Linked DNA regions of Homo sapiens: region 2 is linked to region 1. Evidence: chromatin contacts called from ENCODE Hi-C or POLR2A ChIA-PET data. All regions are on one chromosome and are shown on one strand. The core of a region is the stretch at or near the end of the contact, and the rest is flanking DNA. Distances in the headings are between cores, read along the strand shown. Region 1 overlaps ARHGEF28 (Rho guanine nucleotide exchange factor 28). Region 2 overlaps LINC01331 (long intergenic non-protein coding RNA 1331).

Region 1 (3,830 bases), core at 933-3,432:
GGCACGCCATTCAATAAATAAATATCGATCACCCACTGTAAACTTCACACCTTACGCTATGGGAGACCATCAGATGCCCTGTCCTCAAGGGCCTACTGTCTCATCTAATTTTAAGCCATAAAAAGCAGCCAGCCATGGTCATGTCCTCGGGTAATTTTGAACTTGTTAAATTCAATTAGTTTAGGCTGATGATGCCAGGATGAGCTAGCCAGACCTCCGCTTCCCTTGGACTGCCAATTAAAGATTTCACTCGTAAGCAGCCCCTCTGATAGAGAAAAGACAGAGGCTGAAAATGGAGATGAAGCTTAAAGACATTAGATCTGTGCCAAACCCTATGGGAGAGAACAGGCTCTAAGAACCCCCGCCCTAGAGGGATGGTTGGCGTTCTCGCTGCTCTTCTGGCTCTGTCGTGGCCCATCCACACTCCACTGCTTCTGTAGTAAGACCATATGGCACAGAGTTTTTATAGTCTATAAAAATTAGAACCATAGAAATGAGTTGGACTGTGCTACCCGCGGTTACTTATGCCCAAAAGCCACTAGGTTTGACACAAGACAGGAAATTTCGCGTTTTTAATGGAGTTGTTCTGCCACCTTGTGGTAAATGTTTAAAACTGCAGTTGGCGATTTATCCATTATTTCTGCATTTGAGTCAGATTTCATTTTTTAATATTCTTTCAGAAATTTGTTCTAACCTTACCTTGTAGAGGAAGCTAATGACAAAATATCCATTATACACCTTTTAAAAGTTTGATTTCAAGTGATCCTGCCCTTTACCTGGGTTTATTAATGTATTAATCTTTCAAAATGCCTTATTAAGCAAAAAATTTTGCAGATAGCTTAATCCAAAGAAGAACCCAGACACTTAACCTCAATTATCTACCTGTAGCTGAATTGGAGTGGAAGAGGGAGACTTTAGGGGTAGGAGCCACCCAACTTTGCGTTCAAGATTAAATTATTACTGTCCAATTCACTCTCTCTTTTCTATTAACACAGTTGGACACCACAAACTTCACACTTAAAAGTGATGAAAAGCAGGAACATTTTAAGAAGCAATACATTAGAAAGCTTACAATCAGAAGGAGTAAAATATTACATTCCTATGCTCATTTTGGCCTCTGAAGTTTAAAAAAGAACACTCAGTCACAGCTGTCTTTTCTCTGGATTTTAAAAGTCCTTGACTTGATTTCTCAGTCTTATGTAATATACACAAAAAGTATATAATATGTAAAATATGTTGTATATGTGAGAAGATCTGACATTTGCCATTTTTTCACATTGACACATATTGGCACCTATTAATGTACCTAATTCAATTTTAGATAAAGCTAAACTCTGGAGCCCTGACAAGCAGGAAGAGGCCAACTAGCCACCTCCCAGAATCATATTTTATTCCTTCCCTATTTCTGACATCTCACTTTCAGTAGACATTAATAGGAAGTTTTATGTATTTAATTCTTAAAGAGAGAGTTAATATCTATGTCTATAGCAGTAAGTCAAAAAAGAGGATTCCCTTTGGGAATCGCTGTGCCCCAAGCAAAAACTGGTCAGATTAATTAAAAATTAACCACAAAAAAAGTAGGTGAAATGTGGGTGGTGACAGGAAATCAACTCTGCAAGGAGAGGAGGGTCAAGGAAGGTGAAAGAAGCAAGAATATTCCAAAGTAAAAGGTGTTTCAATTACTTTGGCGCCATCTGGTTGCAAAAGGGCCCCCGGGTGCCAGAGCTGCCAGACATAGTGGGTGAGAAGCAAAGGTTTGCAGGGCAGAAAGACCAGAAGTCAGAGAGCACAGACACACATATACACAGGAGAGTTTTTAATCTTTTTAATAACTTTTCAATCGTTGCTTTGTTTACACCTACATGACACAGGCAGTGCAAGCACATTTGAAGAAGAAATAAGTTAGAAAGTTTAAATATGAATATTTAAATCAATTGAGAACAATTCAGAAAAGCACCTTTGCCCCACTGACTGCCGTGACAGACCAGAACCTGAGGCTATTTTATTATACACAGTAACCGCTGCCGTTTACTAACAAATCAGTTCACAATACCTTCTCCCCTGCATCAGAGACGGCCAAGTCGGTTACCACACCCTGGATCCCGGGATCCACATCCGAACAGCCTCTTCCTTCTCTCCCTCCTGTGACTAATGCTGGAAGCACGCCATCGAGACAGAAACAAAAAGGACAGCGTCAAACATCGGCCAGCCCACCGGGTTCTTCTGTACACGGCCAACACATATTTCAAAATAGGAAACACCACAAAATAATACATATTGAGTATTCTTAGATGAGGTGCTTGGATGAGCGCAGAGCAATGCATGTGGTCCCTGCCCACATGGGGCTTACACGCTAACAGACAGCAACTGACGAACCGCACAAAGTATCACCATCTTTGTACTTTTCTTTCTTGCACTGAAGTGTTCGTGTGTCGTTTGTGTTACAGAGGGTAGAATCTACATCTCACTCTCACTTAATAGGAAAATGCCTCCTGGGAAGGGTGAAATTTAAAACAGGTGCTGTAGAACAAAAGCAAGGTCTCTTGGCAGACTTAAGTCTGTAAAAAGTCTCTCTTGTGGCCAGTGCAAGAGCAGCAGACGATAAACAAGGTTTAGGAGGAAGGAGGAGTCCGAAGCAGGAGGGAGACATCTTTCTAGGAAGGCGGAGATGGCTAATACTTCACGGTCTCATAGTCATACAAACCAAGAACCTGTCCCTATCTCTGAATAACTTATTTTTTAACAATTTCTAAATGTGTTGTTTTTCTCACATTTCTTGTTATGCTTTAGATTTACAAATACTATGTATTTAAACTATGAAAACATAGAAACTAGTCCCGAAATATTTTTAAGTACCAAATACAGATTTCACTTCATCCATTAAATCTCTGTTGGCAGGATTTTATTTCTTTACCCATGTGAACTCAGTTAAAACTTAAACTGTGCCCACCTTGCACTGATTAAAACTAGAATTTTCAAAGCCCAAAACAGTGTTTTATTAGAACCATGTCCAATCCAGACCCTGACAAAATCGATATTCACTTTATGACACTGTTTGTTTGTATAATTTTTATTGTGTCTTTTTAAAACTTTATTTCCAATATAGGAAATGCTTTTTTCTTTAATAAAAATACTTATGTCTTTGGAAAATGAGAGTCCTCTAGGATTTCAAAGACCTCTTCTAATACAAAGAAGTTTTTGTCTAAACGGAAACGGCTTCAGATGAGATCAGCTAAAAACAAGTCCATTTTGTTCAAGCTGATCAGCACTTATTCACTTACAATGAGGGACATTTTATAGGTTTCTCTGTCATTTGAAAAATGGTTCTACTATTGGGTGCTATTCCTAACTCTTAAAGAGTGGCCAAAGGCATCACTAAAGAATTCACCACTCTGTTTCTCACTCCCTCATAGAAATTAGGAAAATCAAATGGGAAAGAAGCTGATGACAAGGCAGAAGAATAAAACACAGATCAGGTCCCTGTCCCTGTATCCAATTTCAGGGTGGGCCAGAGGGTCTCCAGTGAACAGAACTTTCCTAGAAGTAGAAGATACTCATCATGTATACTGAAGACTGAAAATAGAGCTGTCTGCTTGGCTTATAACCTCAGGCTGACATAAGCCTGATGAAGAAGAGCCCAGTTCTCCAAGTCATTTGCAGAACCGACCCATTCAGTCACAGTTGTAGACCTTCATTTAGAACTAGCCTTGTGCCTTGAACAACTTTATAAAGAGAATCAAACTCTCATAGCACCATGTTCCAGTCTGACCCAGAACTGAAGAGGCCTTGGGGTACAGGACCCCACCAGCCAGCTTCGGTACTTCCTCTAC
Region 2 (3,830 bases), core at 454-2,953, 490 kb before region 1:
CCGTGTGGGAATAGTGGCTCAGAGGTGCCAGATGTTCTGAATTTTCAAGTGAAGCAAGACATTTTTTTAAATGTGAAATTTCTCAATTGTTAAGATATACGACACGGGCAAATAAAACATGTCTGTGGGCTGAATTTGACCTACAGACCACTGGTCTGTGACCCCAGGTTTGAGGAAACAATTTAGAAGTGACCTCATGAAGCAGAACATAACTAGAGAGTAAACATTAAGAGCTGGAATACTGAATTAGAAGCCAGGACACCTGGCTGGCTTTCATGGCCAGACTATTCTGCTGTCTGACCTTGAGCCAGACCTCAATTCCCATTCATGTCGGACGAGGAGGCTGAAATCCCTTCCAGCAAAGGCCATCAGAGATTTCAAGTCTGAGTGCCATATTCTGTAAACATCAGAGAATTATGGCCAAGATAATTACTCTCCACCTGGCTATTTCTAAGAATAAGTGTCTGATTTTCTAAAGTCAAAAAGAAAGAGATGGAATGTCATTAAAGATTTAAGTACATAGGAGTAGATAAAATATCCCCATGTCAAAAAAAAAAGCTACTCAAACTGGGAAAAAACAAAAAACACAGGAGGAATTGCTTCAAATGACTGTCATTAAAAATATTGGCAAAAGAGAATAAGAACTTCTGCCTTTCATTATCAAAACCTGCTATATGAAGTTGTGTTCCTTTGCTCTTGTACTGGAATTGTCACTGTAGGGTTTTCTTGGCTCATTTTTTTTTTTTTTTGTCAGCATTTCAAGGACAAGGTATGGTAGACATGAACTAATAATAATAATGACTGAGCCCTTACTATGTGCCAGGTAATTTACATATACAGGCATTTCTGCTGTAACCTAAAATTACACTTTCTAGAAAATGTTGCTGTCTGCAAAACTTGGCATAAAAAATAATAGGACTTATGGGAAAAGTTGGGCCAAGGCAGACCATTCAAATCCCATGCAACTGTGATTAAGGAAAGCAATCACTACTACCTGGGGAGATCATTTGGACCACCTTGGCAGCAGCTGAGGGGCTAGAGGCTGCCACACGGGTATTAAAATGCACAAAAGCAATAAAGATGAAAAGCTGGTAACATTTTAATTAGACTGACACTGGCAGGGGCTGGGACAGGGCGATGGAAATGTAGCTTGGAGTCACAGGGCTGTTGTTAAGGTGCACACAGGAAGCCAGACAACCTTCCACAAGCTGAGAGCTCACAAGGCTGGAGGTGCACCTACCTGAGGAGGTAGCCCTGGTGGCAGGTACTCATTTAAACATTTCCTGGAATACAGCAAAAAGATTTCTGCTGCTGGTACAGCAGCCAAACCTCAAGCCTTTTCCTTCCCATTGAACGTTATGGTTCTACTCCTGCTATCTCAGGACTTCTTGGTTAGTAAAAATTACCTACGAAATTATGGAAACCAGTGCAATTTTCACATTATACTGATGTCATTTCTCTGTGATCAATCTCTGATGGGCTAATTCATACACGGAAACGGTAGCAGAACAGAATGTATTATCTTATTTAATTCTCACAATTCTATGAGGTATTGGAGGGAGCGGTGGTTCCCACATTAACATGCATCGGAATGACCTGGAGGACTTGTCAAAACAGATCCTTCTGTTCCATACCCAGAGTTTCTGATTCAGTAGGTCTGGGGTGGAGTCCAAGAATTTGCACTTCTAAGAAGTTCTCATAAGGTACTGATGTTGCCGGCTGGGGGACCACATTTTGAGAACTACTGTATTACAGGAAACTGATAATGGGCAAGATCTTATGACTTGCCCAAGATTGCTGCGGGAATGGACCCAAGGTAGGCCTAAAACTTGGGCCTAATGAGGGTACTAAGCATGAGAAATAGACCTTTTATGACCTATAAACACTTAGGAATGTGCTGAGGTTGGTTTCAGTAGTTACTTGCACCTAGTTAGCAGGCAGGTATGCAGCTCGGGCAGCTGGGGGGATGGGTTTGTGGTCAGCAGCAGCTGTATATTTTCATGGGGACTGGGAGACATGGGGGTCTATACCTCCACCTGCTGGCATGCTGTGTGGTCTCGTTTTGCAAGACATCTCCCTCAGTTTCTGTATCACCTGCTGTTTAGGAATTTACTCCTGGTGTGTGTCTGTTAGAGTCCCACCACCCATCACATGACCTTTCCCTGGAGGCAGCTGGCAGGCACCCAGCCTCAGGATCTCTGACTCTAGCACCCAGGAACTCTGACTGTTGCACCTGTGTCCTCCCCTGCTATGGTCTGAACGTTTGTGTCCTTTCAAAATTCACATGTTGAAATCCTAACCCCCTGTGAGGAGGTGGGGCCTTGTGGGAGGTGATTAGGTCACCAAGGCCTGGCCTTATGAAGTAGGCCCAAGGGAGCGTCTTTGTTCCTTCCATCATATTAGGACACAGCTGGAAGAGGTCATGTATGAGCCAGCAAACAGGTCCTCACCAGACACTAAATCTGCCCAAGCCTTGATCTCGGACTTTCCAGCCTCCATAACTGAGAAATAGATGTTTGTTGTTTCTAAGCCACCCAGTCTATGGCACTTTGTTGCAGTAGCCCAAACAGACTAAGACTTCCCCCAGCTGGTTGCAGTGCCCCCTGGAGACTTTTGTCAGAGCTTCCCAAAAGAGAGAAGGGAGTTTCCCTCTGACTGGCTTATACCCCTGCTTAGTGTGGCTTGCTTCTGGGATACATGAGACAAGGTATTTGAGTGCGGCTGAATAAAAACCTTGAGTTTGAGCCGCTCTGTGTGCTTACCAGATCTCTCAATAATTGACTTTGCTTGCTTTGTTTTTCAGGTTGTAAAATTTGTGGGGCAAAGGCGGTATGGAGTAATGACAGGAAAAAGAATGCTGTCCATTTTTACTGTGAAAAAACTCCCTATTTCAGAAAGATATACATTAGGGTTGTGAGGTTGTAGGCTGAATGAAGATTGGAAGAAACTTGTTGATTATTATTAAATGCCTCTCAATATTTCAGAAGACATTCCCCCACCCTGAAAGTATAATGTGATAGAAAGAACTATGGAGTTAGGCAACCTGTGATTTGAGTTGTGCGAAAACGGGAAAGTTATTTGTTTAGTCAAAGCCTCTGTTTCCACTTCCATCAAGTGAGATAATAATATGTACTTCACTAGGTTATTGGGAGGATGAAATGACTACCAGTACTGCAGATACATTTCTGATACCCACAGCTTCCTGAGCAAGGTATAGATTAGCTATCTCTTTGGTTTCCCTGAGGTAGCACAACAGAACCAAGAAAGTTCTTATAAAATGTGTTGTTCTCAATTTTGCACTTGCTTCGAAAGAACTAGAAACCAAGGCATGGTGCCATCTCAAGAAGACAGAAGCAGAAGCCTGCCAGAAACTGGCTTGGTTGAAACTCTGGTTCAAAGCATCAGGAAGCTAGCCATTTTCCCTAACTTCTCACTAACATATATACAAAGAGATTTTTAAAAAAGATAAAATGTACAACACTGAAAAATGACTAACAACCAAATTCCAGCATTTTGAAGAAACTGACAATAATTCTAAGCCAGATGGAGAGAACCGAGAATAACCGGTGTAGCTTTCCTCATATGTCATACCTCTACTTTGCCTCCCCCATTTGAAGACCTGGTGCCTATATCAAACAGAAAACTGTCCAGTTCTGTGAGGAGAGCAGAGTGCCTCTCTATACGTTTCTCCCACAGCCACCTGCCCTCTGCCTCTTGTCCCCACTCAGGCTGCCACCCTGTCATATTTAGGCCAAGACCCCAAATCTCAGAAAAAAGGTGATCAGGAAGTAGTGGTGTGCTGACAATGGTCCAAGGCCTGAGTGGGGTGG

Evidence for each region. A loop is a pair of places that touch in the nucleus more often than their neighbours do. ChIA-PET counts read pairs that join two places held with the same protein, here RNA polymerase II (POLR2A). Pooled maps may share reads with other maps.
Region 2: a loop to region 1 is called in a map of PC-9, with 14 times the contacts of the local background. The contact joins two enhancer-like sites. A Hi-C loop is called at or near these places in 8 of 168 maps with a recorded cell type or tissue (B cell, Calu3, GM11168 and 5 more), 21 of 37 single-sample maps with no recorded cell type and 12 of 50 pooled maps. POLR2A ChIA-PET finds 5 or more read pairs at or near these places in 1 of 52 experiments (Panc1).

What each region holds. Positions count from the first base shown.
Region 1 is chr5:73,899,508-73,903,337 of GRCh38, reverse strand. ARHGEF28 (Rho guanine nucleotide exchange factor 28) reads right to left here. Exons shown (of 36, transcript NM_001177693.2): 31 at 2,054-2,154. Among named protein-coding and RNA genes, the nearest start is that of LINC02122, 200 kb to the left of the region's middle. Within about 2 kb of position 2,182, at least 7 of the 41 ENCODE cell types and tissues checked have a DNase peak (open chromatin) inside an H3K27ac peak, as active enhancers do; they include PC-9 and mammary epithelial cell, where a contact is called at or near this core.
Region 2 is chr5:74,393,509-74,397,338 of GRCh38, reverse strand. All of the region lies in intron 2 of LINC01331 (long intergenic non-protein coding RNA 1331), which reads left to right. Among named protein-coding and RNA genes, the nearest start is that of LINC01333, 74 kb to the right of the region's middle. Within about 2 kb of position 1,703, at least 2 of the 41 ENCODE cell types and tissues checked have a DNase peak (open chromatin) inside an H3K27ac peak, as active enhancers do; they include PC-9 and mammary epithelial cell, where a contact is called at or near this core.